Regions from separate parts of the Mus musculus genome. Here all the other regions are linked to region 1. The links are chromatin loops, found by intact Hi-C in ENCODE. Cell type or tissue: gastrocnemius. All regions are shown on one strand.

Region 1 (4,000 bases):
ATTTTTTAAAAGAAAAAAAAAAAGAAAAGAAAAAGAAAAAAAAAAGAAAAGAAAAAAGAAAAAAAGGGGGAAAATGCCTCGATCAGTGGGGAATCTACGCCAAAACCCACATGATCTGTAACGTCAGCATGCGTATTTGCATACGATACCACCACCGGAGCTGCCACCCGGGCTCGGGTTCCGCAGAAAGTTACAAAGTGAAATTCAGGCCCCCCCGCAGACTTCGGCAAAATGTCATTTTTAGGAGGGAGTTGCTGGTGGGGGGAGGCTGCCCCTAAAGGCTCAGATGAGTGGTCATCCCGGGTGTTGGGGGGGGGGGAGTGCTTAAAAGTCTGAGTCCAGTAACGGACTCATTGGAATTTTTGCGGGAAGAGGTGGGGGAGGCGCAAGCGAGATCATTGACTATTGAGCACGACCCGGCGCGCTGCCGCGGCCAAACCCTCTCGGTGCAATACCCATTTTCTTTATGAAAAGTTCAAGGTGTCACTGATGAGCTCAACAAACTGTTGATCCTCACCACGTGGAGTGGCGGACCGTGAGACCGCAGGGCGCTAGGGCTTGCCCGGCGCCAGCAACACCCCAGACTCCAGGTCCTTCTGCAGTGCGTGGGGGCAGAACGCGGGTGGGGTCGTCACGCGCCCTGGGCTCTGCTTGAGTTTCGCCCGCCTTCTGGCAAAAGAAAATAACAACATACTTTAAAACTTTTTTCTTTCTTTTTTTTTTTTTTTTAAATCGAGATGCGTTTTACTCCCGGAATAGTAATGAGAGGGCTTGGGAATAGGGCGGGGAAGAAGGCGCCCCACTTACATAACCACTTGAAGTTAGATCACTTTTGCTGGGGATTTCCGCTTGCGCCTGAGCTCAGTCTGGTTAAAGATCTTCAAACTTTTTCCCTCCAAACCCATAAACAAACAAAGACACCCGGGGAGCTGACTCAAACTTGTGTGGCCCGAATTCACAGCGATTCTCAGCTTCGGGAAAATGCACACGCCTGCAGCGCGCACACTGGAGTCCCCCAGAAGCGAGACGGGTCATTTTCGGAGCTGGGACAGCCGCGTTCCCGGCGAGAGGGGTCTCCAAACGAGCCCTCCATCTGCGTGCGTGCGTGTGTGTGTGTGTGTGTGTGTGTGTGTGTGTGTGTGTGTGTGTGGTGTCTGCCCTTTGCAGCCCTGGGAACCGTGAACTAGAGACCCGGCTGCTGTGCTCCGGCGATCACGCAAGGTTAAAATTCTCTAAGGGAGCATCCGAGGGAAGATGACGGACCTAGCAACCTGTCAGCGTTGTGCATTCTTGCTCTCAGAGACCCTTTCCCCCTTCGCAGATTCTGGGGGCGTTTGGGAATTTGTTGGGTGTGAGCGCTCTTGGAGCCCACCGTAGGGGGTGGAGGCTAACTCTGGGACCCAGATTTGACACTAGGAGTTACTGGAGAAAACAGAGGGCTTGGGACTTGAAGACTGCGGAATTGCCTCCCATCCTGCGGATTAGCAGGCGCATCGCATTCCGGCTTCCCAGCCAGCTCTGCTCCGGGGAATTAGAACGAACTCTAGCGGCCGCTTGCGACTCCGCTCGGGGCGCCAGGACAGCAACAGGTGGCTGTGTACTGCGGGGTGGCCAATGGCGATGACTTAGTCTAGAGGAAGACTGGTTTTGGGGGCTGATGGATGGTCACGGCTCTAGGGAGCCTCTGCTGGCATTTTTCTTTCGTATTAGGTTTTTTTTTTTTCTATTTAAGATTAAATCAGCGCGCATGCTAAATTTCTTACTTGCCTTCCAGCTTTAGTTGGGTTATTGCTAACTGAGGGTGGAGGGGTTGCCTCTCTCTTCTCCCTGCCCCCCACTCGTCTTTGTCCGTCTGTCTTTTTCTTCCTAGATAGGTTTAAAAGCCCAGAAAACCGGATTCTGACTGTGGACTGGCTTTAGTGCTTCCTTTCTTACGAGAGACAAAATCCGACGGGGTTCTTAGGAGGATTCCATTCAGATCTTTGTTGGTGACTATAATCCGGATCGTGCCCTGACTTTCTCAGACTCATCTGATACCTATGATCTGAGAGTCTTGTCAACTTTTATCCAACACCAGTATTTGGGGATCTTTAACTGAGTTTGGTGATTTTTTTTGTCAACTCTACACAATCTAGGGTCACCTGGGAAGAGGCAACCTCAATTGAAGAATTCCCTACACAAAATTGGCCTGTGGTGCATATCTATGGGGCATTTTCTTGGTTGATGTGTGAGCAGGAGCAGTCTACTCCGGGTCAGGTGGTATAAGAAAGCAAGCTGAGCAAGCTAGCCCTTATGCCTTGTGCTTCAGTTTCTGCTTCCAGGGCGTGTCTTTAGATCCTGCCTTCCCTTCCCTTGATGATGGACTTTAACCTATAAGCCTAATAGACCCTTTAACCTCTCGATTGCTTTTGGTCATAGCGTTTTACCATCTCAACACCAATAGTAACTAAGACACCCTACTTAAGGGTGTGCCAGAATAGTGAAAGGACAAACAGACAAACAATAAACTTGTCACCAGCTCAACACTTCTCGCCATTTATCTTGTTATGCATGCCCTTCCAGGTCATTCCACCAACACCCCCAGCCCTTTAAAATTAGGTATACTCAGCATGCTGTTTCCATGGAAATTGCCGAAACCTTAAAGAAGCAATTCCTATTTTGAGGCTCCACTTCCTCTTGATGAGCAATCACTTAGGAAGAGTCTCTATAAGAGAGACTTTCCTTGCCACCTGCTTCCAGCTGAGTAACAGGTTGTATATAGATAGCATGGGGAAAGCCAGGGTGAGGGAAGCCAGTGACCCCAGAAGGATCTGTACCTTCAGGGTGCACATCTCCCAGAGATGGGAGGGGTGAGGGCTTCTGTGCTGTAACGTCTTTAAATGGTCCAAAATTTAATAGGCATTGGATTCTCAGTGCCGAAGCAAAAACAGTAAAAGGAGGCTCTTAGAGGTTAAGAGCACACAGAGGATGGGATTTAGTTCTTAGCACTCACACTGGACAGTTCACAGACTGCAGGAAACTATGCCTGTAACTATTATAGGAGATCTGTTCCCCCGGTTTGGCCTCCTTGAGTACCTGTGCGCATGCACACATGTGTGCCTGCGCTCCCCCCCATGTGTGTGTGTGTGCGCGCACACACACACACACACACACACACACATACACACACACACACACTATTTTGATCATATTTATCCCTCGCCACAATCTTCATCACCTGCTGGTTCCCTTCCCAGACCCTATCTGTCTGTCTATCTATCTATCCATCCGTCTATCTATCTATCTATCTATCTATCTATCTATCTATCTATCTATCTATCTATCTAATGTCTGTGTGCTCAGAGTCTGTGTGCCATGACTCTCATATAACTGGTGGCAAGTGTCTTCATCTACTGAGCCATCTTGCCAGCTCCACCTTCTACTTTCATGTTCTTAAAAAAATCTAGATTCTGTATATGAGAAAACATTCACATTTGTCTTTCTGACTCTGGCTCATTTCTCTTAACACATTTTTTTTCCAGGTCTGCTTATTTTTCCTCCAAAAAAGGAAGGACGGAAGGAAGCAAGGAAGGAAGGAAGGAAGGAAGGGAGGGAGGGAGGGAGGGAGGGAGGGGGAGAGAGAGAGAGAGAGAGAGAGAGAGAGAGAGAGAGAGAGAGAGAGAGAGAGAGAAATACAAAACAATTGTCAGACATGCTTCCCATCAGGCACTGCAAAGCAATGTCCCAACATGTCATGCAGTCTGCTGACACCAGTGAGAGAAAAAGAGTCAAAAGGGCAAGCAAAATTCCAGCTTCATGAAAATAAATTTGACTTTGAGGATTTCATGAAAGGCTCTTGAGTGTGTGTGAGTGTGTGTGTGTGTGTGTGTGTGTGTGTGTGTGCGGATTCCAGAGTCTCTGGACCTCATGTTATTTATAAGCTTTGTTGATGGTGTGTGCCCCATCCTCACTGCACAGATGAAGAGGCACAGAGAGCTGTAGTAACTTGCACAGGCAAGTG
Region 2 (4,000 bases), 330 kb before region 1:
CTCCGTCATTCACTTGCTGTATCCCTGCTTTCTGATTCTCATGCCTGCCCACATGAGCATCCTAAGTAACATGCCCACCATATTTCCACATTGTTTCAATGTGGAATTCACTGGGTAATAAGTCTTTCGCTGGAGATTTGAGCCCAGGACCTGTACATGCTAGGCAATCAGTATTCCACCGAGCTAGCCATGGTGCTGGACTTGACACTAATGGGTGAGTGTCCGCAGTTGAGCAGGACTTTATGTAGCTTCCCTCCTCCTCTCCTAACAGCAGTGATGGGGAAGACAGGTAGGGCTGGAGGAGGCCTAGAGAGGATGCAGCTGCCTGAGGTTAGGGCCAGAGGCAGCATAGGCCAGCCATGAGAAGTGTCCTCTCGCTCCATCCACCCTGTCACCTTGATGTCTACAGAGAGGTGCAGATGCCATTTTTAAGCCTCTGCCAGCCCTTTCTGTCGCTGGCTTTCTGTGAAGATCACGGCTGAGGATAGCAGTGGGAGACTGTGTGCTTCAGCTCTTCTGCTCCCAGTACAATGACCTCTGTGGCCTCCAGAGAAGTTAGAGCTGTAGATTGCAATTCAATTCAATATTCAACATTGCAATTCAATATTTAATCTTAGGTTTGTGCATGCTAAAATCAGATGTGTGCCGTGTCAGTGAGCTCCATTGCTAATCCAGTGTATGGACCGTGGTGTTCTCCTCCCGTGATACTTTACATGTGTCCCATGTTCAGGGATCCCCAACACCCCCTTTCAATGTGTGGGTAAATGCACGTGTGTGGAGGTGAGGGAGAGGCCAGGTCCCCCGTTGACTTTGCGTTTGCTGTGTAGGCCCTGCTCAGGAGCTTCCAGGGACCCACCTGTCTCTGCCTCCCATCTGTTTTCACAGGGATTGCAGGGGCTTACCTCCATGCATGCTTTTTCACGGGTTCCCAGGATCAAAAGCAGTCCTCAGGCACATAAGGCGGGTGTTTTACTGTCTGACAATCCCTCGGCCACCGCTTCTCACTGTTTTGCCCTGGCCGGCCTCAGAGTGGAAGCTCAGCTTCCCAAGGAACTGCCTTTAAGATAATGACTTCTAGTGTTTTAGACTAGGCTTGCTTTCATATACCTTTACTATCAGCACGTGATAGGCAGAGGCAGGTGGATCTCTGTGAGTTCAAGACCAACCTGGTCTACATAGTGAGTTTGAAGCCAGCCAGAATGACATAGATGCCTCTAAATAAGTAAAAACCCGAGAAGCCAGCCTTTGTGAGTCATGTCATTATGATGCTGCTGAAAGAAGACGTCACGCTGTTGACATGTGACATATCAGGTCACGACTTTAGAGACACTGAGTGCAGCAGTGAAGCCCCCAGAGCTGATGAATTAGTAAGGTTTAATAAGAAGCGCAGCATCTTGGTGACTGTGTGATGTGGGGCTGTGGAGGTGGCTCGGTGGGAAAAGCTCTTAGCTGCAAGCACAAGCCCCAGGACCTGAGTTCTAATCCCCAGCCTCCACATAGAAGCCAGGCATGGTTGCAGATACCTGGAACCCTAGCACTGGGACAGAGAAGGTGGGTCCTGTGCGCTTGCTGGCTGGCCAGCCTAACTGAACAGCCAGTTTAAGGCTCAGCAAGAAACCATCTCAAGGAAATCAGGCAGAGGGTGACTCAAGAATTCCTCCTTTGGATTTGGTATACACAAGCAAGGGTGCATATGCCACACACAAGCACACACCACACATGTGTGCACACACACTAAGCCTGTAGTCTGTGAAGAGCCATTCTTTGGTTGTACTTGTAGTTTTCATGGCCACATTAGATGTAGGAGGAGCCATAAATTAGTGTCTTGAGTGCCTTGTCCAGCATTCTTGCTGGCTGATGTGTAAGTTCTCACGCTTTGAAAGCTTGTTAGGACCTCCTTCTCCTCGCTGCTGCTACTCATTACCAAAGGACCACTTACTGAGCTTACAGAAAGGCTTCTTGGAACTTAAGTTTGAATTGTCTCATCGATCCTGGGATTGAGTCTGTGTGACTGCAGTTGCAACTATGACCAGGAGGGGGCAGTATTGTGCCTCTAGGGGGATGTGCTATGGCCCTGAGAGACCCTTGGCTGTGTAGGGTTGGTGTTTTTTTCAGGTCTGAAAGAGGTTGACATAGCAACCTGTTGCTTGGATCTTCACTGTCTTCAACTTCCTTGGGGGAACCTGGGCAATATGGATTCGTGTCTCACATCATACCTGTCTGAGCTCTGCCCCTACCTTTCAGCCCCAGCCTCTCACCTGGAGGGAGGAGCCCACAGCTACACTGTCAGACTCAGAACAGTCTTTGGCACAGAAAGGTTGATTCAGTGCTCCCCGGAGCCCAGGCGGAACAGCTGCCATCTTAGGACTCAGGATTCTCGGAGAATGAGAACGGAAACAAGGCGGGTGGCATCCCTGACACTGGGACCAGGGCCCCTCCTGTGGTGCAGCGCCTCCCTCAGGGCTTCAGTGTGAAAGGCCGTTCAGCTGGTAAATGATCTCTGTTTTCTGCCTCTGTGACTGGGATAATGCTTTGTTTTTTCCTCTCCTCGTGCTGATACAGGCTATGGGGGAAGACATTGTCCCAGAAAAGATAAAAGAGGAGCTTCATTCGGAGGTGAAGTGTGTGGGCCCCGGAGCCCTGACTGCCATGGTGGTTGCGTCCTCCAAAGAGTTTGAAGACAAGTGGTTCAGAAAGATCAAAGACCATTTCTGTCCCTTGGGAAATCAGTTCCACGTGGAGGTTGAGATCATCGCTTAGGAAACCAATCCCGAACCTGAATATCCTTGTTTACTTAGATCTGTGCAATCATGGAAAGCTCAAATAAAGAGGATTCTTTATATTGTTTATACAAAACTCTCTCCCAGGTAATTTCAGCTGCTCTCAGCTTTGTTGTTTGTTTGTTTGTTTTGTGTCCTTGACGCCCTCAGTGCTGTCTTTGTAGGCCTCTGCCAAGTTCGCAGGCACCTGTTGGGAATGTAAATGCAGAGGCTGTGCTAGGTTTTGCTGTTGCTGCTGCTGACATAGCAGCTTTAAGGGTTGATGGAGACTGATGGTTTCAAAGAGCAAGGCTCAGTCTCCGTGGCCAGGAAGCAGAGGGAGACAGAGAAGGGTCTGAAACAATGCCGCCCTCAAGGACATGCCCGAAGTGACCTGCTTCCAGCTAGACCATCACCTAACATTCCCACTCTCTCCGTGTAGTACCCACCAGCCGGGCACCAGGACTTCAACAGTCTTAGATAGTCAACAGGGAGGATATCTTCTATTCAAGCCTTAGCAAAAGACTTTTTAAAATTGTTTGGGTCCATTGAAAACAGTTACTATGTTGCAAGAAGCAATTGCTCAAGTGTATCCGTTAGGAATGACCAAAGAATGCTGGCATGTTAAGAGTACATAGGCTGAGTCAGGAACTGCAAACAGGTGTTAGCCTACTTGCAGGCTTCCTGGATGCTGGCAGAAGATGGGACACTCCTGAGTCAGAGACCGGATTCCTACCCTACAGGACCAGCAAGCCAGATGAGCCTGAGAGTATCCGCGCTGGCTGCTTTTGTTTCCAGGTCCTAAGGAGGCTGGCTGTACATGTGGGCACACACGGATGCATCCTGTCCCACGGAATGTGCAACACTGCCTCCTGTAGCTTACACATGCCAACTTGCCCTACAGGGTTTAGGAAGCCCAGGCTGCTGGAATGATGTGTGTGCCTGCCTCTTGGACTCCTGTTCTTGCTATGCAGACATCCTGAAAGATGTCTGGAACAAGCATTTGCTCAAAAGACGCAGGAGCCAGGGACAACCCAGATCTCTGTCTCCTTTAGCCACATAGACCACAGTCCCTAACATCTTCTGCATGTACAAAGGGCCATTTTCTTACTCAAGGAATTACCCAGGACAGAATTACTCTTTGTAGTGGAAGGAATAAGGTGAGCCTCACCTTGTGTTGTTGCTTACTTAGACTTTCATGGAGAGATGACTCCAGCCCTTGACAACGGGTGCAGCCCCCA
Region 3 (4,000 bases), 130 kb before region 1:
CAAGGATCTGGCATGGTAGGGCTGTCTGGAGGATGGGCTGTGACACTTTTGTGGGAGTCAGCTGAGCAGGAAGCACAGTGATAGTCGGGGGTACTGACTGAATCGTGCCGTTAAACATCTTCTTCCGGGCCTCCTCCACCTCCTCTGGGGACCAGCTGATACCGTGCTTTAAACGCTGGGTGGCAAACCAGATTCGGATGTGCTCCTCTGGGTGTTTGGAGGCCGCCGTCAGCCAGGAGAGCTCAGCCTGGGTGGGGTAAGGGAACTTGTTGAAGGAGTTGATCATGGTAGCATTTGTGTCCAGGGCAGAGTTGTATTTGGTAGTATTCAGCGGGACGGGGACCTTGGGGACAAGGTTGATATTTGGTGGCAGCTGTACGGAAGGCATGACATGTCCCAGTGAATCTTGAAGGAGCTCCACGCTACCAAGTCTGGCGAGGATCTCAGCTGTGTCTGTCACCAGGCGGGCGGTCCCTTCCATGTGGTTTTCTGGGGCAGCCTCATCAGGCTTCTTGGGCACTTTCTTGGCATCTGCCTTCAGCTTTCCTGTCTTTGTCATGGGGGTTTTTCCTACCGAGACCCCAGGGTCGTTATCACTACTTCCAGGACCACTGGCAGTGATGGGCACGACGTGGTTGGTGGCTTCGATGGACTGTTCTAGAACCGTCTGATTATTGCGCTTGATTAATTTCAGCTTGAAGTTGGTCTCCCCCGGATGGAACTTGGAGTTGTGGTCAGACAAGGAGTCGTACTTTTTGGTTGTGAAGTTACATTCGGCACATACGTAGAGGGGGTTGAGAATCACGTTAGGATGTTGCATGTCCACGTGTTCTGTGAACTCATTCAGATTTTGCGTGGAATAAGGGCAGTATTTGCACTCATAACCGCCCTGTAGTTTTTTGGACAGGTTCTCCCCCATAGATTTCACCTCAACCACTTCGGTTTCTTTGGACGAATGTTCAGGTTCCGCTGCCCAGCTGTCCTTTGTCACATCGGACTGTGGCATGCCCGCTCCTTTGTCTTTGGCCCTGTCTGCCTCCTCCAGCATATCTTGTTCCAGTACCTGTGATGTCCGAACCATGCAGGGAGTTGTAGATTTCCGTTTGCTTGCCATGCCGTCTGCCTCTGAGCAACAGCTTCTTTCTGGAGTGGGTGGGTGGGTGCAGGACAGTGAGATTCTCAGCTTTTGGCTCTACTCCCTCTCAAATGCCTTTGGCTTCCCTTGGTTGCTGACGTCTTCCGGGTGAGTGTTTCAGAAGGATTTCAGCACAGACAATTGTAACTGTAGCAATCTCTGAGCGAACCAGGCAGCTTCCTATCTGTGGGACAAGAACAGAGCCAGACTCAGCGACTCTTCGCTATGCAAAAGAAACCAGCTTTTTGTTCCCATGACCCACCCCAACTGGCACTAAATCAAGCACACATGTAAACCCCCATGGCAGGCTGGCAGTGGGTTAGAAACTTGAAAGGCAATGTTCTCTTCTTTTCTCTGGGAAGAAAGTGGAACCAGGCAAGCAAACAAGCTTGGGGTCTCCATGCTCAGAGACACAAAGTTACGGGAGAGAATAAAGAGCCTAGGCTCTTCAGAAGTGCAGAGTGGGCTGTGCAGAATAAGCAAGGTGTTGCAAGTTGCTTTTTTATCTGTGCAACATCAGAGGCAAGACACCTAACTGGGGCCTGCAGATGGGTTTCCATGGCATTACAACGCTGTAAGAGAGCCTGGTGTGGAGACACCTGCCTGTGAGGCACATACTCAGATGGCTGAGGCACTAAGATCGTGGGTGTCATTTCAAGGCTAGCCTGAGTTAAATAGTGAGATTCGGTCCCAAAACACAACCATCAAAAAAAAAAAAAAAAAACAAAAAACAAAAAAAAAACAAAAAAAAAAAAACAAAAAACAAACAAACAAACAAAAACCCAAACAAAACCCAGTAAAAATGAAAATAGATGCAGACACGTTGCTTCATATCATAAAAACACAAGTATAGAAAATGTAGGGCCTGTGTAAAGGATAATATAAACCACAAATCCAAGCTCAGTCCTTTCCTTCTTTCTCTCAAATCGTACCCCATTTTCACTTAAAGGGGCAGCATAGTATTGCACTATAGGGACGTGACACTGTTTTGTATGTTTGTGAGTCCAGGGTGGCCTTGCCCTCCCCAGCACAGCCTAGGATGGCCGTGAAGTCTGGCTTCTCTTGCTGTAGTCTCCTGAGTGCTGGGATCTCGGGCCTGTGCTCTCATGGTTGGCTCAGTTTGGGCTGTCATAAACTGCCTTTGGACACAGGCCTGGAAACAGTTCTCCTGACTCACGTGACTGCATTTTTGCCTCAGATGGCCTTTTCCTCTGGCCATGCCTGAGAGGCTCTGACTCCCCAGCTCAGCTTCCATGAAGCACTACCACCAAAGGGCCTTGACAATGAGATACGGAAAATTGTTTCAAGACGAATCTGTGATTTAGAACAACAACAACAACAACAACAAAAAGGTTTATTTTACTCCTATGTGCGTGCTTGTGTGTGGATCCCTGCAGGAGTCAGAAGAGGCCGTCGGATCTCCTGGAGCTGCAGGCAGTTGTGAGCCACCTAATGTGGGTGCTGAGAACCAAACTCTGCTCCTGTAGGATAGCCCCTCGTGCTCTTAATTGCTGAGCCATCTTGCTAGCCCCTATACTTTAAAAACACAAAACAACCCCCCACCTGTGTGTGTGTGTGTGTGTGTAGGTGTGTAACTGCTATTGCATGTGTACAGTAATCAGAGGACAAACTCAGGAAGTTAGCCCTTGGCTTCTACTTGCTTGAGACAAGGTCTTTTTTCTGCGCACTGGTCTGTGTGACAGGCTAGCTCACGGAGAATTTCTGAGGATTCTCCTGTCTCTGTCTTCTACATTACCGTGGGAGTACTGAGATCATAGACAGGTACTACTATGTGTGGCCTTATGTGGGCTCTGGGGATCTGAATGCAGCAAGGGCTTTACCCACCGACGAGCCACCCCCCTCACCTACTCCCATGGGTTTGACTGCTGCAAAAGCTGCATTGTTTTCAAAGGCTTCCTGGCCATTTATTCTCTCTCTCTCTCTCTCTCTCTCTCTCTCTCTCTCTCTCTCTCTCTTTCTCTCTCTCTGTGAACGGCCTTGTTTTTTAATGTCACTCCCTTACTATGGTGCTCAGTGGCTTTATGACTAATTTGTACAAGTTACACCCCTGCTGCAAAATTTAAGTCTGCCTTTCAGCTGTTATGAGGGTATTTTTATAAGTCTAACATATAGAAATCTTAAGTTTTAGATAACAAATTAATCATTTTTTTCCTTTTGTGGCTTCTTTCATTATGGTTTAATATTTGGAAATCCTGTTGCTTGTTTGTTTGTTTTTAGATGATGTGTTAATCCATGCTTCCTCTTTTTACATGCTGACCATTCACTTAAATCATATTGACTAATTGCTAATAAGGAATCTACGGTTTCTTCAGAGCCTTTTGCTTAATTTTGTTTGTTTGTTTGCTTTTGTTTTGTAGGATAGGGCCTTGCTATTAAGCCATGGCTACTTGCTATGTACAGCTCAGGCCTACCTCAAACTCCCAGCAGGCTTCCAGCCCCAGCTTGCTAAATGCTGGCGTTATAGGTGTCCTGCTACCAACTCCTGCCAACTGAATGGTTTTTGTTTTACATTTGAGTCACCAGTACTGAATTTATCTTGAGTTAAGTATAACACACTCAAGTTAAGTACAACCACTTTTCCTTGAGCAATTGTGGGTTATCTCAGCAGCCTGTGTTATGTAGGGTGTACGAAACACCTTCACCACATACTACATTTTACATTTACTACAGCTTGTTCCTAGGTGCCCAGTCCACATCTGGTCTAGCTTCTGGGGCTTACTATTAATTTATTTTTTAAATATTTGGAGTGCATGTTAACATCATGGTGGTTCCTCTTTGCTCCTCCCTGCCCCTTCCCCCCAACCCTTTCTTGGATATTTTGATTATTCTCATAAAGCAGAATCA
Region 4 (4,000 bases), 280 kb before region 1:
TGCAGGACTTGGTCCTCCCTGGGTCCCCTTATTGGCTGTGGATAGATGGCTGTCTTCCCCCTGCACCCTTCTAGGTGTTCCCTCCGTGTGCACTCGGTCCTCCTTTCTCATAGACACTCCAGGCAGTTATAAAGATCAAGGAAGAGGCACACGCATTACTAGGTGTGATGGCTATTCTTGATTGTTAACTACACCCGGAGTTAACTAAAACCCAAGCGGCTAGTGTGGTGGCTTGAATAGAAATGTCCCCCAAAGACTCATGTGTTTGAATGCTTGGCCCATAGGGAGGTGTGGTCTTGTTGGAGTGGGTGTGGCCTTGTTAGAATAGGTGTGGCTTTGTTAAAGGAACTATGTCACTAGCTGGGAACCTGGAGCACACTGGCCTGCAGCCAGATCAACAGGTTGGAGAGTGTCCCTTCCAGGCAGCTCAACTGGTCTGAGAGTGTCTTTCTCTGCATCACTTCCTTCCTGCTTCTATATGCTGGGGAGAGGGAGGGATGAGGCGAGTCTTGTCAGTTTCAGGAATTTCCTGGGGCCACTGAATTGCTTACTTCCTGAGCTTAAGGAGCTTCTCTGCAGGATGGAGTTCTTACACATCAAATGACGGCTCAATACGTTTAAACATGCAGTATGGACCAGACAAGAATCCAGTTCTGTGTGTTGTGTGTAGAACACACAGTAGTAGAAACCTGTAAACTCATCTATACTGCGGGGCATCCCTTGTGCTGATTGCTTCAGGTTGCTTAGGACAGAGAATAAAAGAGCCACATGTTGGAGGCGGTGGCCAAGAAAGAAGCTGTTTCATTGGGAGAAGGAGTCAGAAAGGAGTTAAGTGGGGAAAGAATTAGCAAGTTTCAGAGGATGTGACCTTTGACCTGACAGTTGAAGGAAGAAATCCAGGTAGCAAAGTCACCTGAGCATAGAGAGGCCAGTCAGGTGGAGGCGGCCTGTGCACAGGTGGCAGTGGGAAAGGCCTGTTCCTGCAGTTCCAGAAGGTACAGCTTGGAACACTTGGTCAGCTATGGGTCTGAGAAATGACACACTCACTTCCAGCCAAGCCTGTAGTCCCGTGGGATGCGGGGCACCATCCACCTTGTATTTTGGACTCTGTGCACACAAAGCCAGAGGTTCATTCTGGGGCCTCCCTGAGGAGTGCACTTGCTGCAGGAACCAGGAAGCTGGGCATGTGTTCACACACCCAAAGGTTCCCTTCTGTCTTTGATAGTGAGTGGGACCCTGTTTTAGTTACAGTTCTCTTGCTGTGAGAAGACACCTTAAGCAAGGCAGCGAATCAAGGAAAGCATTTAACTGGGGGCCTGCTTCCAGTTTCAGATTAGTTTATGACCACCCTGCCTGGGAACATGGTAGCAGGCAGCCTTTAGTAAGAGCGGTAGCTGGGAGCTCACATCTTATCTATAATATAGGGGCAGAGATTGAGAGACTGGGCCTGGTGTGGACCCCTCCTCTAACAAGTCCACACCTTCCAATTTTTCCTAAACAGTACACTAATGGGGACCAAGGATTCAATTATATGAGCCTACGGGGGCCGTTCTCATCCAAACGGCCACAGATCCGCATTTAAAAGAGCCAGAAGCTTTACTGAGCGGCGTGTTTGCTTCTTGAGCAATGCAGCTCAACTGGAGAGTCCCAGCTGCGTGTAGCCTTCCGGACCTGTGCCTCCTTGAGCTCCTGGGGACGTCCGGAGGAAGCCTTGCGACGAGGAGAAGTCGTGGCAGAAAGTGTGAATGCTCGTAAATTATTACCGGAGGATCCTTCTACTACCGGAGGCTCCTTTGGCTCAGTTATGCCGGGTTAGGAGTGACCGTGAGAACCCAGCATCCGGAACGAGGCCAGGAACACAGTAGGTGACCAATAAATGTGTCATACCATTATGCGCGTGTAAACTCTATACTAAAACAAGCTCACAACAGTCTCTCTCTCTTCCATGCTCTCCCTCTCCAGGACGACTTTAGCGAGCAAGCCATTGTGTCTGTTGATGGACACAGGAGAATAAAGACTAGGCGAGTGCTGCGCTGGTCGGCTGGTTTCAGAAGGGCCAGAAATTCAAGTTCTGGAAACGTTAACTAAACTCAAGCCTCTGAGCATGCGCGCTGGGCTCTCCAGCAGAGTCTTGGGATTCTGGCCGGAAGCAGCACATAGGTGCCTCGTTAGCGCAGTAGGTAGCGCGTCAGTCTCATAATCTGAAGGTCGTGAGTTCGATCCTCACACGGGGCACAATACTTTTGGCCGCTCCGGGTCTAATTTCTTGCCAGAAGGAAATTTTACTCTTTCTCCTGGAATGTCTTGCGTTGGCGAGGTGTGGAATGGCTGCCGTGTTCTAAGCGGACCTGGACCTTGAAAACAATCTGGTGATCGATGGGGTCGCGGACTGCCCCGGGGAGGGAGGCGGTCCGTTTCTGCTTGGTTCAGGAAACAGTGTGGTGCGAGGGGCGTGAAGCCGGGAGGGAGGAGGTGGGGACCCGCCCAGGCGCTCGAGGTCTCTAGGGGTCCTGGCCACTCCTGCAGGCAGCAGCCGTGCGACCACAGGTCAGATAGCAAGTCCCGTGGGGCTTGTTGGCTATCGCTCATCCTCCACCTTCCCAGCAGCTACCCTCCCGGGTTACAGCCCTTCTTCAGAGCGTCTTGGGGCAGTGGAGGGTCAGTCATTTTCTGGGGTGTGTTTACTTCAGTGGCTGATTCGGGGGCTCGGAAGACAGGCACAGATGGCCCTCTTCACTCCCTGGGATCCAAACTTCCCTGAAAACTCTCTGGATCACCACCAGCCCCCACTCTGGGTGGTAGTACGCAGTAACGTCAGTTGGTCCTCTATTAATTCCCATCGCGCCTGGCTTTTCTTTTCCTTCGTACACATCATTCCATAGTTTCCTTGGAGGAGGCTTAGAGAACACTTAGCAAGCGAACACGTGGCTCTACCACAAGGTCCTTCCTTAAGGGGACCCTGCCTTCCCTTCAACCATGAGGTTTGGGGTCTGAAATATAGGGATGACCGTAAATGGAACCGGGGCTTCAGGTCAACTGTGTGGCTCAAGTTGGACTCTGGGCCATTGGGTCTGGAGTCTTTCCTCTTACGTACACCGTTTTGTTGTTTTGATTTTTGAGACATGATTTCTCTGTGTAGCCCTGGCTGTCCTGGAACTCTCTCTGTAGACCAGGTTGGTCTCCAACTCACAGAGATCCTCCTGCCTCTACCTCCCGAGTGTTAGGATTAAAGGCATGCGCCACCATTTTAGTAGTCTGCCTGTCTCCTTCCTTAGAGACAAAACAATAACCAAGGAGCCCTAACTGATTGCCTGACTGAACCTTGCTGTCCACCGCTGACCTGGGAATTGAAAAGCCCGTTGGGTCCCTGCTACCACAGACTGCAGTCGTAGGCGTGGCATTTCTTATTGTCTGCCATCAGAGCCACAATGGACATCCTCAGCTTTGCAGACATTTCGCCTTTGCGATGTCTTACTGGAGTCTGGTTTTTGGACTCCAAGCCTGGACTTGGGAGGTGTGTGTGGGGTCATGTCATAAATCTTGGTTTCTGTTCCTGGCTTCCTAAGCTTTGAAGACCTTTATCCACACTAAGGATTCCTAAGATTTTTTTTCCACCCATGACCCCTCCCTTTTTGGCCTGAGAAATTTTACGAGAACCTGGGTTTATAAGTATATAAATACATATACAAATAAAATTTATTGAGAAGAAACCACAAATTTATTTTATTTTTAAGTTGAAAAATAACTTGACTGTGATTGGAGAATCTGAAAGATCGTGGGCTGCTTTTAGTAAGAGTGCTGTGAATGGCCACCAACACACAGCGAACCTGAGGCTTGTCAGCTTAGGTACTCTGAGGGGGGAGTTTTTAAAACCAGTCTTTAACACCAATTCTGGCTATACATATAATTTAACTCTTCTCCAGAGCTGACGGTAATGTGTTGGGTATGGTAGTGTGTGCCTGTCCTCACAGCTCTTGGCAGCTGGGGGCAGGGAAGTTCA
Region 5 (4,000 bases), 190 kb before region 1:
TCCTATGTCCCAAAGGTCACACTTTTTGTTTTAAAGAAGTGATGTTAAATGTCTTCAGTATTATTTTTAAAGTATTTTTCTCTGTAGAGGCTACTTTGTTCCCCAGTTCTAAAGCCTGATGTTTGCCTTGTGTTTGTTTCCAGGAGCTTTTGACGGGAGGCCAGCAGACTATTTATTCATGCTTCTCTTTAACTGGATCTGCATCGTTGTATCCTTCAGGGCTGCTCAGGCCATAATGAACTCCCTACTTCCCTTTTAAGGTTTTGGGAAATAGTATTCTAAAAACGATTTAAATCAGTTTTGATACCTTTTAAAAACTATAGTTAATAATGAGAATATCAGGTTCTGTCTTTGAAGCCAGGGTAAATCCCATGTTTTGGAGATGCCTTCTCTCACTGGAGTCTCTGGGATTTTTATCCATATTCAGTGGAATTTTATTGCTGTCTCCTTGAGCCCAGTTCTCTGTGTTCCCTGGGATGACAGTTTGTTGACTGAAGCACAGATATTCCATGCCAGCCACAAGACAGCTTTCTGGTTCTTTCCAGAAATTAATTTACAGCCAGCATCATTTCATGACTTCGTTGCTGTCCATCTTTTGGTCCTAAATAACAATCTAGTCCATAAAGCACCCCCCTCTGGGCATGGTCTATCTCTGTGTGAGGCACTATTGATAAGCAAACAGTTGGACCTGACGACTGTTTAAAGTTGATCAAGAGCCAGAAACATAAAGGCCTGGAATACTCCCTCTCCTTTAAGAGAATGGAGAAAAAAAAAAAAAAAAAAAAAAGCTGTCCCTGAGTGTAAGCATTTGTTTCAAATGCACAGATCTGTCTATCCTGTAGTTGAATGCTAAATAGTAAAATAGTAGTAGGGTGTAGAAGAAGATACCAGGTGAGCAGGTCATGGTGAGGCTGTTCATTTCCATGTCTCCTGCTCTACTGACTGTACTGGCGAGTGGATATTTCTGCAGTGATCAGAACTTTTGTGTGTTCCTATATCTTGAGTAATCTGATAGTTAGAAAGTGTTTTCCTTTGGAACAGTGTAGTGACGTTCACTGGAGAGAAATGAGCAGCTCAGCCTTGGTATCTATAGAATACTTTCTGCATATGATCCTTGACTTTACAAACCAAGATTACTGGCTTAGCAATGGATATGCAGGTAAGACTTTCAACTATTTGCCCTTCTGTATGTTTCAGAAGTTGGGATTACATTGAATGCATAGAATGAGAACTGATTATACTGTTAGCTAAGCCTTTGAGGCTCTTGTAGGCATATCTAACCATTGGCTTCCTTGTTCATTTCTGGCTTATGCTTGAATGCTCAGAGTAATGGTTATGCAGTATTTCCTGGGTGTGTGTGGGGTTATGTATTCATTGAAAATAGATTAGATAGTTAAGGAAAATATTTTTTTCCTTCAAATAACAGCTTGAACTGATGTTTCTGAGTTCATGTATTGATCATAGATTTTTATGGCATTCATTGTATGATAAATAATGCGGTTAGTTTGTGATTGTGACATTAGGGTTTCCTGTGCAGTTTGGGAGGTGGGCAGGATAGGCAGGCAGTCACATTAAGCCTTGTTTCGTGCCTGTGGCGCTGAGCTTCCTGTCCTGACTTCCTTTGCAGCTGCTGATGATCCCTCTGATCATGTCAGTGCTCTACGTCTGGGCCCAGCTGAACAGAGACCTGATCGTGTCGTTCTGGTTCGGAACGCGATTTAAGGTAGTTTACCTCTGAGGAATATATAGCTCAGTGGAACTTAGTCTGTGGTAATCTTGCCTGAGCTCAGATGTGTACCTTCTGACACTTCCAGAAGGGGTCGCTGCAGAGTAGTGTACCACAGGCAGGCGTCTGCCTCCCCCTCCTCAGTCCTGCTCCTAGCATCCCAGCATCCCTTGCTGTTGTTACTTCCAAACCCTCTAAGCCTCTTCAGGGATATGCCCCTCAGTGATCGTGTGTGTGTGTGTGTGTGTGTGTGTGTGTGTGTGTGTGTGTGTGTGTGTGTGTGTGTGTGTGTGTGGAGAGAGAGAGGGGTCGAGCACACAAGAGGGATTACAAGAGAGACAACATGCAGAAACCCGCGATTTCTAATCTTTTTGTCACTCCTGCACTTCCTATTAGGTGCCACATACTGTACCTAGAATAGCACCCCCTATGTTCCTGGAGTTTGCTGTTTTCTACCTGTAACGACGACCTGTAATTATAGAACTGAATGTTGCTTGAGCTCCTGGCTGGAGTTAGACTTGTCTAGTCTGCGGGCTACTACTTACCCCAGTTAGACTCATAACTATTTTTAAGCTCCCTTTTACTAGTTTCTGAAGTTCCATTGAAGTTCACTCAGCTTAAGTTTGGTCTAGGGTGTCAGATCTGGAACCCTAATATCTTGTTGGGAGACTGTTAGTTCAGGACATTCACACACAATGTTAGATAAAAATTCAAGTTAATTACTTATAACAATCGCTTTTGAAGTCTTCCAGTGGTTCTGTTTGGGGTGTTTTTACTGTCATCCATAAGATACTTGTTAGTTTCCTTGTGAATATTAACTTAGTAGGACAAATAAGTTTAGTTTTAGATAGGAAGATGTAAGTGCAGTAGGGCCGGCCTTAGATTTGAGAAATTTTGTAGTGACCTAGTGATTTCTGTAAAGCCCTGGTCACTACTTTCTCCCCATTTTCAGTTCCCCAGGTGCCATGTGTTTTCAGACTCGGCTGTTCACATCTGTGTCCTCTTTCCTAGGCCTGTTACTTACCTTGGGTTATCCTTGGATTCAACTATATCATTGGAGGCTCGTAAGTAATGTTAGATTTATTTATCTGGAGACTAATCCTTGGGAAACTTGATTCATTTTTATTTTCCTTTCTTAGGCTTTTAAAGACTTTAAAGACTGAGTGTTGATATGTTAGAACCTTAGAGAGAAAGGTGTTTGGATATAATTGGTTGCACTACAGGATGTAAGCACCTTTGACATTGGATGGCTATCATTTTGTTAGCTTGTCACTAGACACATTGTGTTTCTAGACCTATTTGTTTGAATAAATATATGCCTGTCTGGATTCAGTATCCATACTGGGCAAATACAGAACTTACTTGCCTTGGTTTGTCTTCGGATCTTATCTGGAAGATTACTGCTTGTTTTCAGACACTCCCAGAATGCCTTGGAAATGGCTACTGCCATAGAAATGGAGATTTCTAGATGAGAAGTACCTCTGTACATGGTTTGATGGTGTAGAACTTTGTTAGGCAGGGTCAAATTTCTCCTCCGTTGGTCTGGAGTTGGTACTGAGATGTAGGAAACCCTTTCATGTTTCCAGTCTTAAGTTTAGAGAGGGACCTTTTAGAAGGAGCTGTCTGGGGAGACCACACAGTGGTTAAGAGCAGAGATTGCTCTTGCAGAGGATCTAAGTTTGGTTCCCAGCACGCATGGTGGGCAGCGCACAACTGCCTGTAACCTTAGCTCCAGGGGTCTCTGATATCTCCAGCCCCTCTGTGCTTGTGCCCATGCTGTGTATACACATAGGCATGCACAACAGTTACAGATATGTATTTTAAATCTTTAAGAATGAGAAGAGCCTTCCTCTGCATGATAGGTGGCACACACCTTTAATTGCAGCACTTGGGAAGCAGAGGCAGGTGGGCCAGCCAGGGTTACATAGCTAAACCCTATCTCGAATAAACCAAACCCAAAACAAAACCCAAGGTAGAGATTTTAAGAGCTCTCATTTCTTTCTTACCAATTTTTCAAGAGTTAGTAGATTGCAAAAGTCCTAACCCTTCTTAGAGCCTGATGTATTGGAGCTAGATGGTCCTTACTACTCCTGTGTATTTCCAGAGAGAAGTGAGTGGCCTGAAGAGAAGGACATTGTAGAGCTTAGCACCTTTTGACATTGGTCAGCCTCTCTCGGCTCCCCTACTACTCGGGCAGAGTGTGGGAAGTTGCAGGTGTTCGTTTGCTCCGGCAAGAATCACGTGGGTAAAGATGGAAGAAGGATATGTAAATAG
Region 6 (4,000 bases), 200 kb before region 1:
TGGGACAGGCTCTCAGCTTGAGTCACTAGGCCCCGCCTGTCAGCATTAGGGAGCCTACAATATGGAGCTTCAGCTCTAGCCAGCCTTGTGACTTTGACTGTTGGCATCTCTCCAATTTTTTTCTAATTTCAGGGTTTTTTTTTTAAATAGAAATAATAGGAAATGGGCTTTTATTTTTATTTATTTATTTTTAAATCAAGCCAGGTATGATGGCGCACTGCCTTTAATCTCAGCCCTTGGGAGGCAGAGGTAGGCAGACCTTTTGTGAGTTTGTGGCCAGTCTGATCTACAGAACAAGTTCCAGAATAGTAAAGACTACACAGAAAAGCCTCATCTCAAAAAAGGTGTAAAAATGATTTCTATGTATATGAGTGTCTTGCCTGCATGCATGCATGCACATGGTGTATGCATGTACCTGGTGCCTACAGAACTGAGGTAAGGTCAGATCCCTTGGAACCAGAGTTATGGGTGACTGTGAACCACCATGTGGGTGCTAGGAAGAGAACCCAGGTCCTCTGCAGCGCAGAAAGTGCTCTTAACTGCTGAGCCATCTCCCCAGCCTCCTCCTCCTCCTCCTCCTCCTCCTCCTCCTCCTCTTCTTCTTCTTCTTCTTCTTCTTCTTCTTCTTCTTCTTCTTCTTCTTTCCTTCTGCTTTTTTGACAGAATCTTGCTATGCAGTTTGGGATGTCCTGAAACTCTTGCTCTCAAGCTTTCTGAGTGTGGGGTTGCCTGTTCCCCCACATCTACCTTGGACTCCTTCCTAGGCTTTTATGTGGATGTCTCATTTTGAGGTGCATTCCCATGTGAGCCATCTCTACCGTCCAGTTACCAGGTCCTTCTAAAGGCAAGGACCCCAAAGAGAGATGAAGTGACTTTCACAACATTAGGTACTGCTAAGAAGTGGTTTGTCACAGTATAAACGCCAGTGTTTCTAGAGTGTTTGAAATAATGGAGCACTGGAAAGTATGTGGAAATGCACATGGACCTCGTCTTTGCCTGGAGGATGTGAGTCACGTGGGCCACTTGGACCTAAGATTTTCAATTCCTTTACAACGTTAAATAATTTTTTTTTCCAGAGCCCAAATTTCACATTTTTTAAGTTTGAGGAATTTTTTTTTCCCGATCTGAGAACACCGAGTCTGTTTCTTTTCTTATTGTCCAGACCTGATGGTAATTATGTTACACCTCAGCTCTGTGTTTACAACGCACTGCCTCTTCCAGTTTGGCCGACAGTTCCTCTCCCTCCACCATCCAATAATGATGATTTTGGATTTTGTTTAGAGAAATGGGTCCAGGGTTCTTTGGTGAGCAATCTCTTTGATTGCAGTAAGTTCAGATACTTAGTTTACTACAGGTCAGTTTACACCTATGTTCTTTACGGAAAGTTTTACTGATCCTAAACCATATTTTCAAAAAAACAAAACCAAACCAAAACAACAACAACAAAAACCAGCAACTGAATAAAAGTTCTAGTGAAATCGGTATCTTTCCACCATTTGTTTAAAACAACCATCTTCATTTCTAATTTAAAGCCCCCCAATGAACCAGATCATGTCCAATTATAAATGCGGTCTCAAATGCGTCTCAAGATTTCCCAGTCCTCCGCTGCCACTCTAGCCCCCCCATCATCCTAATCTTTTCCCGTATCCTCTGAAATTCTTCTTCATAACTCATTTGCTTTTCTGTCTACCCTGAGACTGCAAAGTTCAGGTACCGCTACCGTGCTCACAGCCGCAGCTGCATCCCCAGTGTCTAAAAATTTGCCTGAAGCTGTGACTAAATGAGGAACTATATGCGCTATCTCTTCCTTTCCCTTTAAATAAATACTCTTCAAGAGGCACTACTCCGATTACAACTCCGGGGAGAACTAGGGCATGTAGCTTCCCCATTGGTTTGCAAGACTGGCCGTTGCTCTGGGTAACCACTGTTTCCTACTAGCCTTGCCGTCGTCGCCCCGCCTCTCCTGCTTGGCCCCACCCCAGGACGTCGAGTCCCGGTACTGAGCTGCAAAAACGGCACTGGCCCTTTAAGCCGCCGGGACACTTCTGGTCACGTGGACCGCGGCCACCGGAAGGGGAAGTTTCTCTTGTGATCGCTGCCTAGCTTGTCCGAATTCGGTGGCGCCACGTCCGTCGGTCTCCGCCTCCTGCACAGCGGCTGCGCCTCCACTTTCCCTGGCCAAGCCGGCCGCGGAGCGCGGGGTGGGCACGGGAGGACGCGCGGCGCTGCGCAGCCGGTCACCTGACGGGCGACCATGTCGGACATCGGGGACTGGTTCAGGAGCATCCCGGCCATCACGCGCTACTGGTTTGCTGCCACCGTTGCTGTCCCCTTGATCGGCAAGCTCGGCATCATCAGCCCGGCCTACTTCTTCCTCTGGCCCGAAGCCTTCCTCTATCGCTTCCAGGTAGTAGCTGGCGTAGGGCGGTGGAGACTACAGCCCCCAGGTGTCCCCGCGGCTACGGAACGGGTTCGCCGGGCTGCGGGGCGCGCTGGGGCTGGTGGGATCTGTAGTGCGTCCGCCTCCAGGGGTTTAAGGCTGGGGTCCTTTGGGTCCCGGGAGGTCCTGGGGTCGAGTGTTAAGGCTTAGATAATTTAGAGTCGCGGACTGGCCTGCTAGGACGTGACTCACAATACCTGTCTGGCAAGATTGTACTTCCCGCCTTCCGCACTCTGAAGTGAGAGGTAAGTTGCCATTCTGTTGGCAAATTGGGCCCACCTACCTGAATGTCTTCCTCCCTCCTTCTATCTATGTCGTGGGTGGCGATGCCATCTTAATCAGTGGTGTCTACTTGACATAATTCTGCGTGGGTTGTTAGCGTGTTTACAGTTTCTCTCTCCTCCCTAAAGCAGTGGTGTAAAGGCAGATATTAATAAGAATTAATTTATCTGTATTTCCTACGGGCCCTATCCGATCACCTGGCATATAGCCGTTAAATGTTACCAGTGAATGAATAAACTACTCAGGAAACGGGAGATACTAATTTTCTTAAGCATTAAGGATATTAGTCAAGATTATCATTCTAAGCCAAAGAATGTTAGTTTCCTAGAGGTTATTTTTATTGATTCTGTGATATAAAAATTTAATCAGGGGACGCTCAGATTATATTAGATCTGGATTTCCACACATTCCTTAGCCTTCTCTTTCTACTTTCCACTGGATGTTATTTTCTCGTCTCCTTTGCTGATTTCTCATTTTCCTCACCCAGATGTTGGGATATGCTCTTGGAGTCCGTTATAGGATCCTCTGTAGTCCATCCCTTGGACTTAGATCTTTATCATACAAGGGGCATAAACACATGAATGGGAGACTGTCGGATATGTGAGTATCTTTATTGTAGTGGTGGAAATCACCACCTGGTGACCAGTAGACATATAATCAAATCTCCCTTTCATCTTTGCAAATAGCAACTGTGTTTGCTAGGGGGGTTTAGCAGTCATAGAGACATCCCTGAGTTCTTTTTTTGGGTTTCCTGTTTAGTGCTGGGACTCAAACCCAGAGCATAGCACGTGCTAGCTGAGTGCTCTGCCATCGAGATGCACATCTTGTATGGCCTCTTGACTTCTTTTCCCCACCCCAGAATCTGTCAGCTTAGACAGCTGATTCTGCCTCAGCTGTCTATTCGGAATCCAGGCCTTTCTCCATCGAAAGCTGTTAGCATGCCGGCTTTGCTCTTTCTGTTCTTGCTGAGCAGCCGGGGCAATCGTGTGAGAACAGAAATCATGTCCTGTCAGTCTCCTGAGACTCCTCCCATATCTGTGAACTGGGATGGGTAAAGTCCGTGCCAGGGCTTGCTGTTGCAGTACCTAAGTTGACCCCAGGACCTTTGCACATGTTATTTCTCTCCCTGAAAAAGGTAGTCATGGCTCATTCACTTTCATGTGTGTCTTTCAGGTCTCTGCCCAAATGCCATTTTCCCTTGTAGGCCTTCTCTGATTGCTGTCCATCAGAGTGTTCCTCCTTCACTGTTCCCTTCCCTTCCCTTTTTCTTGCGACATG

The links. Peaks named below come from ENCODE experiments on the same cell type or tissue, not always from the same donor. Only the 100,000 strongest peaks of a DNase experiment are listed, where the experiment ranks them.
Region 2: it touches region 1 in a loop (4-fold over the local background); 13 of 42 quality-filtered maps call a loop at or near these places.
Region 3: it touches region 1 in a loop (2.1-fold over the local background); 7 of 42 quality-filtered maps call a loop at or near these places.
Region 4: a loop joins it to region 1, with 2.8 times the contacts of the local background. A loop is called at or near these places in 8 of 42 quality-filtered maps.
Region 5: a loop joins it to region 1, with 4 times the contacts of the local background. A loop is called at or near these places in 22 of 42 quality-filtered maps.
Region 6: a loop joins it to region 1, with 2.8 times the contacts of the local background. A loop is called at or near these places in 8 of 42 quality-filtered maps.

Annotation. Positions count from the first base shown.
Region 1 is chr15:57,690,777-57,694,776 of GRCm38, reverse strand. It overlaps Zhx2 (zinc fingers and homeoboxes 2), which reads right to left and starts at 110. Exons shown (of 4, transcript NM_199449.2): 1 at 1-110. In gastrocnemius, a CTCF peak has its summit at 1,551; DNase peaks (open chromatin) are centred at 232, 401, 842 and 1,545; H3K4me3 peaks cover 2,315 bases; H3K27ac peaks cover 2,205 bases.
Region 2 is chr15:58,021,126-58,025,125 of GRCm38, reverse strand. 9130401M01Rik (RIKEN cDNA 9130401M01 gene) reads left to right here. Exons shown (of 6, transcript NM_029418.4): 6 at 2,563-2,856. The coding sequence ends at 2,760. Among named protein-coding and RNA genes, the nearest start is that of 9130401M01Rik, 11 kb to the left of the region's middle. In gastrocnemius, a CTCF peak has its summit at 2,036 (motif pointing right); DNase peaks (open chromatin) are centred at 2,047 and 2,325.
Region 3 is chr15:57,818,351-57,822,350 of GRCm38, reverse strand. Zhx2 (zinc fingers and homeoboxes 2) reads right to left here. Exons shown (of 4, transcript NM_199449.2): 3 at 1-1,319. The coding sequence starts at 1,114. Among named protein-coding and RNA genes, the nearest start is that of Derl1, 72 kb to the left of the region's middle. In gastrocnemius, no CTCF peak of the experiment used is centred here; DNase peaks (open chromatin) are centred at 1,116, 1,359 and 2,276; H3K27ac peaks cover 3,230 bases.
Region 4 is chr15:57,974,218-57,978,217 of GRCm38, reverse strand. It overlaps n-TMcat16 (a tRNA gene), which reads left to right and starts at 2,163; the gene lies at 2,163-2,235. It overlaps LOC115488500 (a long non-coding RNA gene), which reads left to right and starts at 872. Exons shown (of 3, transcript XR_003951568.1): 1 at 872-995; 2 at 1,502-1,861; 3 at 1,963-4,000. In gastrocnemius, no CTCF peak of the experiment used is centred here; DNase peaks (open chromatin) are centred at 1,121, 1,880, 2,155, 2,435 and 1 more place; H3K4me3 peaks cover 2,338 bases; H3K27ac peaks cover 2,304 bases.
Region 5 is chr15:57,876,208-57,880,207 of GRCm38, reverse strand. Derl1 (Der1-like domain family, member 1) reads left to right here. Exons shown (of 8, transcript NM_024207.4): 3 at 144-208; 4 at 1,133-1,159; 5 at 1,628-1,723; 6 at 2,738-2,790. Among named protein-coding and RNA genes, the nearest start is that of Derl1, 14 kb to the left of the region's middle. In gastrocnemius, a CTCF peak has its summit at 1,812 (motif pointing right); a DNase peak (open chromatin) is centred at 1,827; H3K27ac peaks cover 405 bases.
Region 6 is chr15:57,890,550-57,894,549 of GRCm38, reverse strand. It overlaps Derl1 (Der1-like domain family, member 1), which reads left to right and starts at 2,132. Exons shown (of 8, transcript NM_024207.4): 1 at 2,132-2,407. The coding sequence starts at 2,255. In gastrocnemius, a CTCF peak has its summit at 2,334; DNase peaks (open chromatin) are centred at 2,027 and 2,422; H3K4me3 peaks cover 3,057 bases; H3K27ac peaks cover 3,314 bases.